2 separate regions of the Homo sapiens genome follow, and region 2 is linked to region 1. Evidence: read pairs that join two places in POLR2A ChIA-PET (ENCODE). Cell type or tissue: MCF 10A. All regions are shown on one strand. Links, peaks and the distances in the headings refer to the core of each region. The heading gives the core; the rest is flanking DNA.

Region 1 (5,067 bases), core at 602-4,601:
TTTATACTATGCATGTGGATATTTCTAAAGTACAGACAAGTAATTTTTGCTATTAAGCTGTTTATCATAGCTTGCCCCACAGTCATTTTGTTTGTTTTTGAGATGGAGTCTCACTTCATCACCCAGGCTGGAGTGCAGTGGTGACATCCCGGCTCACTGTAGCCTTTGTCTCCTGAGTTCAAGAGATTCTCCTGCCTCAGCTTCCCAAGTAGCTGACACTACAGGCTCGTGCCACCATGCCTGGCTAATTTTTGTATTTTTTTTTTTAAATAGAGTCTGGGTTTTACCATGTTGGCCTGGCTGGTCTCGAACTCCTGTCCCCAGGTGATCCTCTCACCTCGGCCTCCCAAAGTGCTGGGATTACAGATGTGAGCCATCACGTCTGGCCCTCACAATTATTTTTAATGCTATATAGTTTACTAAATAAAACTCTTTTACTAAGATCTGTAAAAGCTTAGTTTAGCCAGCAAGCTATACTGTACAAGTTGACCACAATTATGGATCAATGTTCAATCGAATGTTAGAATAAAATTTCTCTTTAAAGAGGTGACATGTTGATCTGCCATTACTGGTTAACATCATAACTTGAAGTGGTTTGCTAAATATCATCAAGTCCTTAGGAACAGAAAATACAAGGATAGATGATGTTTCTTGGGGAGGATGGGTGGAACATAAAAGCTACCTAGAGAAGGTCAAGTGGTTGGTAAGGGGAGCTTGTGATGGCGTTGATCGTCTAACGTGGAATAGGAATGGATAAGAGGAATTAGCTCTGGGAACAGAACTACATGATGGGCAAAGGGGCCCACTGAGTTTCTTTCACATATTCAACAAAATTTTTGAGCATATACAACATAGCAGTATGTATGTTTAAGCAATAGCATCTGCGTATAGCAATAGCAAATGTGAAAAGCAGAGTCCTTGCCTCTAGAGATTATGTGCAGTGCACTATCTCTAAAGGTGTGTGACCCCCCCACCCAGCATCATCAGTACCACCTGGGAACTTTTCAGAAATGTGAATTCTTGAAATCCACCCCAGACCTACTGAATCAGAAGCACCGGGGTGGGACCCTCTAATCTATGTCTTTAGGAGATTTTTAGAACCACTGGTCTAATGGAAGGGGTTCTATAACTTCTGTTCCCCAAAGCTATCCTGCCACAGAAAGTGTGAGAGGGAAATAGCTTAAAATGGCAGGAAAGTTATTGATAAACCTCCTTGATTCCTGCGTGTCTCTTTGCCTATGCAAGTCATTTGGTATATCTGTGATGTTGCCTGGTGCGTGGAGTTCCAAACTTTCCTGCTCACCAGAATTACTAAAGAGTTGTCTATTCATTCATTTACTCATTCATTTGTTCATTCATTTTTTTTTTTTCTTTGAGGTGGGTCTCTTTCTGTCACCCGGGCTGGAGTGCAGTGGCGCGATCTCGGCTCACTGCAAACTCCGCCTCCTGAGTTCAAGTGATTCTCCTGCCTTAGCCTCCCGAGTAGCTGGGACTACAGGCTTATGCCACCACACCTGCCTACTTTTTGTATTTTTACTAGAGACAGGGTTTCACCATGTTGGCCAGGCTGGTCTCGAACTCCTGACCTCAGGTGATCAGCCCACCTCGGCCTCCCAAAATTCTGGGATTATAGGCATGAGCCACTGCACCTGGCCTCATTTATTCATCCTACAAATATCTGGGAAACATTGACATTAGGCATTCATATAGGCATAAAGATTCAGTTGCAAAAAAGACAAGCATTATCTTTGCTGTTAAGGAGTTCAGAATCGAAATGGGATGTCAGAATATAAACAATAACATAAAATAATCATAAAAATTACAAAAGCAAAGAAAGTATTATAAGACAGTCTCTATGTGTTGTATTGGTCAGGGGTGCAACTTAGTCAGAGTCAGGAGGTACCTCTCTGAAGAAGTGATATTGAAGCTGAAGGATGAATAGACATTACCTGAGAAGAGAGACCAGCCTTAGCAAAGTTCTAGAGAAAGACAAAACGTCACTGTGTTCAGGGAACTAAAAAGGGCAAGCATGAGTAGAGTGAAGAGAACAAAGGAAAAGTTATTCTTGTTTGAGATTGAAATGGTATAGGTTGTTAGAGACCAAAGCCAGGTAGCTTGGGAGGACACAAAGAACAGGGAAAGGCGAAGACTCAATTCAAGTTAAGATGGTCACTATGGCCTCAAAAAAAAAAAAAAATGGATGAGAGCAGAGCAATGAAGGCTGAACCAGTTAGGATGATCTGCTGCTGTACCCCAAGTAAGTATCCAAGTGATCGATACTGGCATGATGGGGGTAGGGGAGTGTCAGGTAATGCAATAACATACAAAGCAGGGATCACTCCATTTAGAATGGGTTGTCACTCCCAGGAATGGCTTCCAAGCTATTAGGACCCAGAGATAACCCTGGACTTGGCAACTAGGTAGAGAGAAGGGGTATTCACCTATGTAAGTGACCTTAGGCAAGTCCTTGCTCGAAATCTCTCCTCCTTTCTGCCACCAATCCACTCTTACCCCTTAGTTTCTTCTTCCTAAGTGTTGCACTCCCACTCTTCTTTTAAAGTGCACATGCCCCGAGGAATTAAAGCTCTGAACAGTCTTTGAGAACGCTGAGCACATCAGTTCCTTCCTGAGAGAGGAGGGTTACAAGGTTCCTTGGTTACAAGGCTAATGCTCTGCTGTGACCCTGGTTTTCCTCTAACCCAGGTCAGGACAGGGATGTGATGTGACTGACACTTTTTACCCCACACATGGCCTCTGGTGACTGAAGGTTGACACTTTCACCAGCCCTCCCCCCAGGGTGCCCCGTCATCTCTCCTCCAAAGCTGACAGCACATTGGCATTGCTGACAAATGACTCATTTCCAGCCACATAAAATGGCTTCAATCTTCTTTTTTGAAGTCTCACAGATTACCTCCTCCGCCTCCTGCTTTTCTGACAACTTCGCTCCAGCAGTGCATTATGTTAAAAACCACACTTATTATGCCAGAGTGGGTCTGGCACGATTAGAGTTCAGTTTTTATAACAGATGTGGATATGCCTGTAATGACCTGCTTGGCTCAATGCTCCTGCAGGCCTGTGACCTGCACAGCTAGTGTCACAGGACCCAGTGTCCTCCCTGCAGAAATCCCATCTCCAGAGGGAGAAGAGACTGTCCCTCCTTCTGCACTCTTTTAATTCTATTTGAATGTGGGGTGCCACCATGAACTGTCACCCAAGTCAGAAACCAAGGTGTTCATTCAGATTTCTTCCCCACCTTTATCCCTCTTAGCCAGCCACTAAGTTTCCTTCTTTCTTTTGCTTTGGCATCTCTCCAAAGGCCCACTCGCATGCTCCTGGATCACACTACCATCACCCTTCTTTTAGAATATTGAACAATCCTCCATCCATATCTCTGCCTCCAGTCCTGCCCTTCCAAAACAGGCTCCAAAGTAATGGTTCTAAAATGCAGAATTATTCATCTACACTCACTGCTCTCAATCCTTTAATAGCATCTCACGACCTTGGGAGAAAGGCTTCAGCTTAGAATTCAAAGTTCTCTCTAAAGGCCTCTCCTGCTTCTTTACTCCAGACCACCTTCACCCAAAATCTGTTATGCAAGTAGGTATCAAACTATTTGGAGGTTCCCTCGTACACCCTACTCCTGGGTTCCTTTATAGCTTTGCTTAAGCTTGTTCTTACCTGGAATGCCTGGTTTTCCTTTTTCTTTGCCTCACTAATACCTTCTCATTCTGCAGGGCTTATTTCACCTCCAGGTAATCTTTCATGAAATGCCCTCCTCAAAGGTATTACGAGCCCCTTTTTGATACTAAAAGAGTCTATGTTCCCCTCTATCCTGCCATGAATCTCATTAATATATTGGTTCTTTTACTTGTCTTCTGTCCCACTGAACTATGTGCTCTTTGAAGGCGCAAGTGGTGCCTTAGGCAACTCAGCACACCCAGAGACATATAGAGCAAAAGGTAATTGACTATGGAACTCATCCTTCCAGCCTGCAGTTCAGCTTTGATGATGGTTAGTGTGTGCATCGTGGTCCTCCATACATGACACATTTTAGCATCTGCCAGCCCATTTAATCTTCACAACAAACCTATAAGGAAGTCATTTTAACTGATTTTACAGATGAGAAAACTGAGCCTCAGGGAGGTGGAATAACTTGCTTGTTTTCATGCAGCTAGGCAGAAGACAGTGCAGTACTGGCTGAGGGACATCTACATGGATTTGGGTAGGAAAACATAACTATAGAGCTAAGCCATGAAGGATTAGAAAGAATTTGTCAGTTGGAGTAGAGTGGGGTGAGTGGGAAGGTTATTCCAAGAAAACAAAAAGTGTATTTCTAAATATCGACATCATCATGACAAAAGCACAGAGCTATGAGGGAGAGATGCGGTTACAAATAAAGTCCTAGTCTGAATACATTTCTACCAATTGCTAGCTGTGTGATCTGGAAGAGTTGCCTAACCTCAGATTTTTCTTATATAAAATGAGAATAATAAAAGCTCCAAAGCCCTTAGATTAATATGCAGATACAATTAAATACATGTGTATTATGTATTATATAACTCTGTGTGTGTGTGTGTGTGTGTGTGTGTGTGTGTGTGTGTGTGTGTGTGTATCTTCCTAAGAAAATACTCTGACAAGCAGCAATGGCTCAATACATGTTAGCTATTTCTAGTAATGCTATTCCAATTATCTACTGTTATGAAAGAAACTACTCCAAAGCATAATATTATCAAATAACCATTGTTTTGTGCATCACAAGACCTCAGCTAGAAGAGTTGTCTCCAACCTATGCAGCATGAACTGGAGCACCCACTTCCTGGATGACTTCTTCACTCACTCACCTGGTGCTCATGGGCTGGGTTGTCATCTGTGTAGGAAAAAGGTGGTACTTGTCAGCCAGGTATCCAGCTCAGGCTGTTGACCAGGGTAGCAGCAAAGACCAGATTGATCAGGATGTTCTCTCCATGTGTCTCAGGCTTATCCCTGAGTCGCGACTTGTTTCCCAGAGAGGAAAGAGACATGAGCAGAATCTGCAAGGCTTCTTATGAGACAGCTTCAGAAGTTACA
Region 2 (5,067 bases), core at 444-4,443, 540 kb before region 1:
AGAAGGAATGTCTGCCAACGGGTATGAAGTTTCTTTTAAAAGTGATGAAAACCATCTGAAATTACATATTACTGATGTTTGCACAACCATGTGAGTATATTAAAAATCACTGAATTAAACACTTTAAGATGGAAAAATTTATAGTATGTAAGTTATATTTCAACTTATGAAATAAATATAGGCAAGACTGAGAACAGAATGAAATACAAATAAGCATTATCCTTTCATGCAGATACATATCAAAATTGTGCAATATTTTTAACTATTTCATTTAATTCTCATGACAAGCCTAAGAAGTAGGTATGTTATTACTCTCATTTTACAGACAAGCAATGAGAGGCACAGAGAGCTGAAATGGCTTGGCCCAGTGTCATTTTGGTCAGTGGCTGTGGCGGGGAATGAAGCCCGTTCTGTTGGACTCCAAAGTTAACACGCTGCTGGTCTACAGCCTCTTGCATAAGATCACCCTGTTTCCTTGCTAACCTGCAAATAAGATGTTAAAAAAGAAGCCAAATAGATGAACCTGATAAATATTTAACACCTTCTGTTTTCACAGCTCCCTTATGGCTAGAAATTGAATGTTTCACACCTGGGCCATGCTCCACAAGCAAGGCAGAAAGTGACTGCACATGCGCTCATAAGTGGAATGAAAGGGAGAGGAGCTGGGCGCTAGGATGCTGGCCCATTCTGGAGCTGGTGTCTGCAAACATGGTACCTCCCCAGTGTCTCAGACAGACTTCATGTTGTGTATGTTTCTCAGAATATCAAGGTTTATTGGGAGACATCGACCTTCAGTATCTGGAAATGGCCAGAGATGGTGCAAGCTCAAGTTTCAATAATCATTATTTCAAACATTTTATTTTTTTGAGAATGTATTACATGCCAGTAGCAGTGTAAAATTTTGACCATTCCATAGGCTATTCATAAAAACCCTATGGTGTAAGTACTTTTATGAACCTTATTTACGAGTAGTAATATTGATTACAAGGCTAATGATGATTGAACACTTACTATATTATTGGCAATGCACTATATGCCTTACATGTATCATCTAAATAAACAGTTCTGTGAGATTTAGAAAATTGAGACTCAGTTAAAAATATGTCCAAGTTTATATAGATCTTAGATGTTGGAGCTGGGATTTAGAAGGCAATTTGAATTTTCACAAGTTAAACGCACCTGTATAAGATGTGACTAACACTCAGCTCAGGAAATTGAATATAACCAACATCCCAGGAGGACCCTCATGCTGTCTCCTGGTCCTTTCTTTCCCTGACCCAAAGGTAACCACTATCTGGACTTCTATCACACTCAATTTGTTTTTTGTTTCTGTTTTTGAGCTTTACATATATGGTTTTTATACAATACGCAATTGTTTATAGCTGGGTGTTGTTGTTATTATTTAGATTTTTCAATGTTGTTGCATTTAGAAATAGTTTATTCATGGCATTGCTTAGTGTCCTGTTATATGAATCTACTGTACTTTATCCATTCTACCATTGCTATTTTTGTTGTGTTAAGGTTTAAAATATTTCTGCTGAATAAATATCCTTTTACGCCTTTTGGGAGTGCACAAATATATGCATTTCAGTTGGATATTCCTAAGAATGGAATTGCCATGTCATAGGGTGTTTATTTGAACAGCTTTAGCAAACACTGTTTGACAGTTTTTCAAAGTAATTGAAACAATGTACACTCTCATCAGCAGTGCAGGCAAGTTCTAATTTCTCTACATCTTTGCTAATATTTTGTATTGTATGTTCTTGTTATTTTTATTTTGGATATACTGGAGCCTGTGTAGTGATAACACTTTGTGATTTGGGTATGTATTTCCCTAACAACTAATGAGGTTGAATATGTTCTTCTTTTGAGATGCTTGTTTAAGTCTTTTTTTCCTATTTATCCGATAACTTCTCTTTATTTTTTCCTTAATATGTAGTTGGTTTTTATGCATCTGTTTGTACATTTAATGTTGTGCATTATACATTTTTATACATGTCGGTTATAGTTCAATTGAAAAATATTTTAGTAAAGGGAACAGTATGATTCCAAGGATTACATATTTAACCACTAAGTTGACATTTGTAGACTGTTTTGCATTTAATGTGCATATGTATTTCTTTCTTTCTCTGTTCTGCTTAATGTCTTCCCAAAATACTCAGCAAATAGAATGCATCATTATTTCCATTTTGAGATTAAAAAAGAAAGCTTAATGAGGCTCGTTCTCAGAGACAGTAAAGTGGTGGTGTCAGTCCTGGGAATCATATCTTCTAACTTCTATACTTATGTTCATCCACATTTAAAGTAAGCGCTCTCTCCTTGAGTGCTCCTTGGTGTATTCCTGTGTATGCGATCAGCTTTCTGAAACTTTTCCTTACTATTTAAATGTAATCAAGATTCATCTCATACTCCACCTTCTCCAAGAAGTATTTTTGGATATCTTCCTATTCTTGTCCAGAATTCTGTAACATCATTTACTTATATCACTGTTATGACTTATATTATTGGTTAGTTTTCATGCACGGATTCTCTAGCTTCATAAGTAGACCTTAAACACAGAGGTCATGTCTTCCATTGATTTGTTTACTCCATGGCAGTGGTTCAGGCAGCATTTATCTGCACATTTAACCAAACAAGAGGATAGAGCGTAACAATTCTTGTCTGCTGAAGTCATCATCCTTCTGGGATGGATTCACTGGCTCTGAATTATCTTGAAGTGAGTGTAGTTGGAAGATAAAATGGTGAAAAAAAAACCCCACTAGATGTAATGTGTGAAGACCTCGTTCTAATTACTAATTGTTGCGTGATCTTGGATGTATCACTTGCCCTCCCTGTACCCTACTTTCCTCATCTGCAAGTGAACAATTTACTAAAGGAAAAAGTTTGATTTCAGGAGTTACATATTTAGCCACTAAATTCAAATTTTGTAGACTGCTTTGCATTTAATGTGTGGTGTATATAAATATGTATTTCTCTGCTCTGCTTCATGTCTCCCCCAAGTATTTGGCAAATAGAATGCATCATTATTTCCATTACTGAGATGAGAAAATAAAGCTTAATGAGGTTAGTTCTCAAAGACTTACCTACTTATACTTCAAGATTAATGTGCAGGTCAAATGAGGTAGCATACATGAAACTCTTTGGAAGACTAGCCAGCAGTGAAAAATATTAGCAATCATTATTTTTCCAACAAACTATTTATCAGTATTAACTTCAGATGTTATCATACTAAGTGGCAGTAACACTCAAGGACTCAAGGATCAAAATTTCTATGTTTTTTTTTTAAGTTCTTCATGGTGAAATGTCAGATACGATGGCTGTCTGAGGAAGGTATTTGAGTGGCTTACCTGCTCTTGCTCACATCATATCCTATGGAGTTCAGCTGCCTTCTGACTATGGAAAAATCCAGCTGGGAGAAGCAGGAGATAGAGAAGTACATAGAAAGTATTACTGGATGTAAATTAAAGAACAATATAATATGGGGAGTAGAAATAATTAAGTTGATGGAAAAAAATGAAAGAAATATCAAGATTTAAAAATGCCTTATAGAACATCTAGTTGAGGCCCCCATTGAATGCTTATTTGGCCCCTTCAACAATTTGTCCCAGAAGAGCATTTGCAAATAACTTTCATTTCATTTTTGTATGCAAAAACCTGAGTTCATTTTGGACTTCATCCACACCAGCCTGTGTTTTCCTGGCTACTTCCCAAGGTGTCCCCTTGCCTCTTGATCTCAGCAGCAGTCCCCCAATAAATCAGAAGGAGGCTCTGACCTTCCCAACAGGATCCAGAACTTTGACTTCCCTTTTCCAATCTGTTACTTTAGATGCAGGACCAGAGTGAGGAAAGACAATCACAATCTCTGTTATTTGTAAGAACATTGCCTGTATTTGCTAATGTTTGCAAGCTGGGGACAGTCAGGGTTGCTGTTTAGAAACAATGGTCTGACATTGACTGGTCTCAGCAAACTGAGAGAGGGCACACTGCAAGACAGAATGAGATGGACAAGCCTCTCTCACTGCTTATACTGGAGTCCAGAAGGAACCAAAAGAAGAAAAGATCTTGGCAACTGCCAGCTCCCTGATCCTAACCTGTCTCGTTCATTGTTCCCTGTGCCAAGCTGAATGCCAGCTGGAAATGCCCCAATTACTGTGGTTGATCAAATACAAAAAATTTTTAGGCCAGAGTTTTCTATTTTTTTCTTTTCTCAGACTGCTGTGAAGTCAGCTGTGCTGCCTGTACAAATGTGACCTACAGGCCTTTATGTGCCAGATGTGAACAGATGTGCACTTAGCACGAATTCTTTATGCCAGCTACTAGTTAGTGGAGCAGCTGATTAAAAGAGACAAGATAGAAAGAAGCAAATGTGACTGCATAACTGGCTAGCACAGCAATATAGACTTGCAAGCTAAGCAAAGGTCGAAAATCCAGGTAAAATGGGACCAAGCTTGAAAAAGGAAGGTCAAGGGAAAATAACCAAAGATAGAATATAAAATAGGATTGGAGAAGGATGAGAAAAACTTTCTTTTCTGAAACTTTATAGACTTCAGAAGATGCCTGTAAACTCAAACTTTACAAATTTAGCAGTATGCATGTGCATACATATATATTTATTTAAAGGTATATTTATTTAAAGGCATTAGTAATATTAGATGATTTCAGTGGGCTAAGAAACCCTGGGTTAACTTTCATCAAGAAACATAAAGCACAAACAAAAAGCCATCTATTTGACATTACAGTTCATTCAACCAATACTTATTTGGGGACTTGCTAATTAAGGGTTTATACTGGATCATGGAGAAAGTAAAAAGATAAAAAGGGAAAGCAGATCTTTCTTTAAAAGAATTCTCAATATTATGAGAAAAAACAATATTCTTAAGCAGTTGATGCAAAGCAAAGCATAAGCATGTGTTAGGAAGATCTGAGGAATATCAGAAGGGCTAGATTTTTGATGGTGAGCAGAAGGGAGTAGACAATTTTGGTTCTCAAGAGTAGACAGTTTTGTCCCCTGAGGAACATTTGGCATTGTTTGGAGAGATGGTTGGTTCATAACTGATGAGTGTGGAG

The links. ChIA-PET counts read pairs that join two places held together with the same protein. Peaks named below come from ENCODE experiments on the same cell type or tissue, not always from the same donor. Only the 100,000 strongest peaks of a DNase experiment are listed, where the experiment ranks them.
Region 2: POLR2A ChIA-PET joins it to region 1 with 7 read pairs; 2 of 35 experiments call an interaction of 5 or more read pairs at or near these places.

Annotation. Positions count from the first base shown.
Region 1 is chr9:117,761,224-117,766,290 of GRCh38, reverse strand. LOC105376244 (a long non-coding RNA gene) reads right to left here. Exons shown (of 3, transcript XR_007061907.1): 1 at 4,842-5,067. Among named protein-coding and RNA genes, the nearest start is that of TLR4, 59 kb to the right of the region's middle. RefSeq lists an enhancer at 2,230-3,429. In MCF 10A, for the core only: no CTCF peak of the experiment used is centred there; a DNase peak (open chromatin) is centred at 2,840.
Region 2 is chr9:118,304,531-118,309,597 of GRCh38, reverse strand. No RefSeq gene overlaps it. Among named protein-coding and RNA genes, the nearest start is that of LINC02578, 370 kb to the left of the region's middle. In MCF 10A, for the core only: no CTCF peak of the experiment used is centred there; no DNase peak of the experiment used is centred there.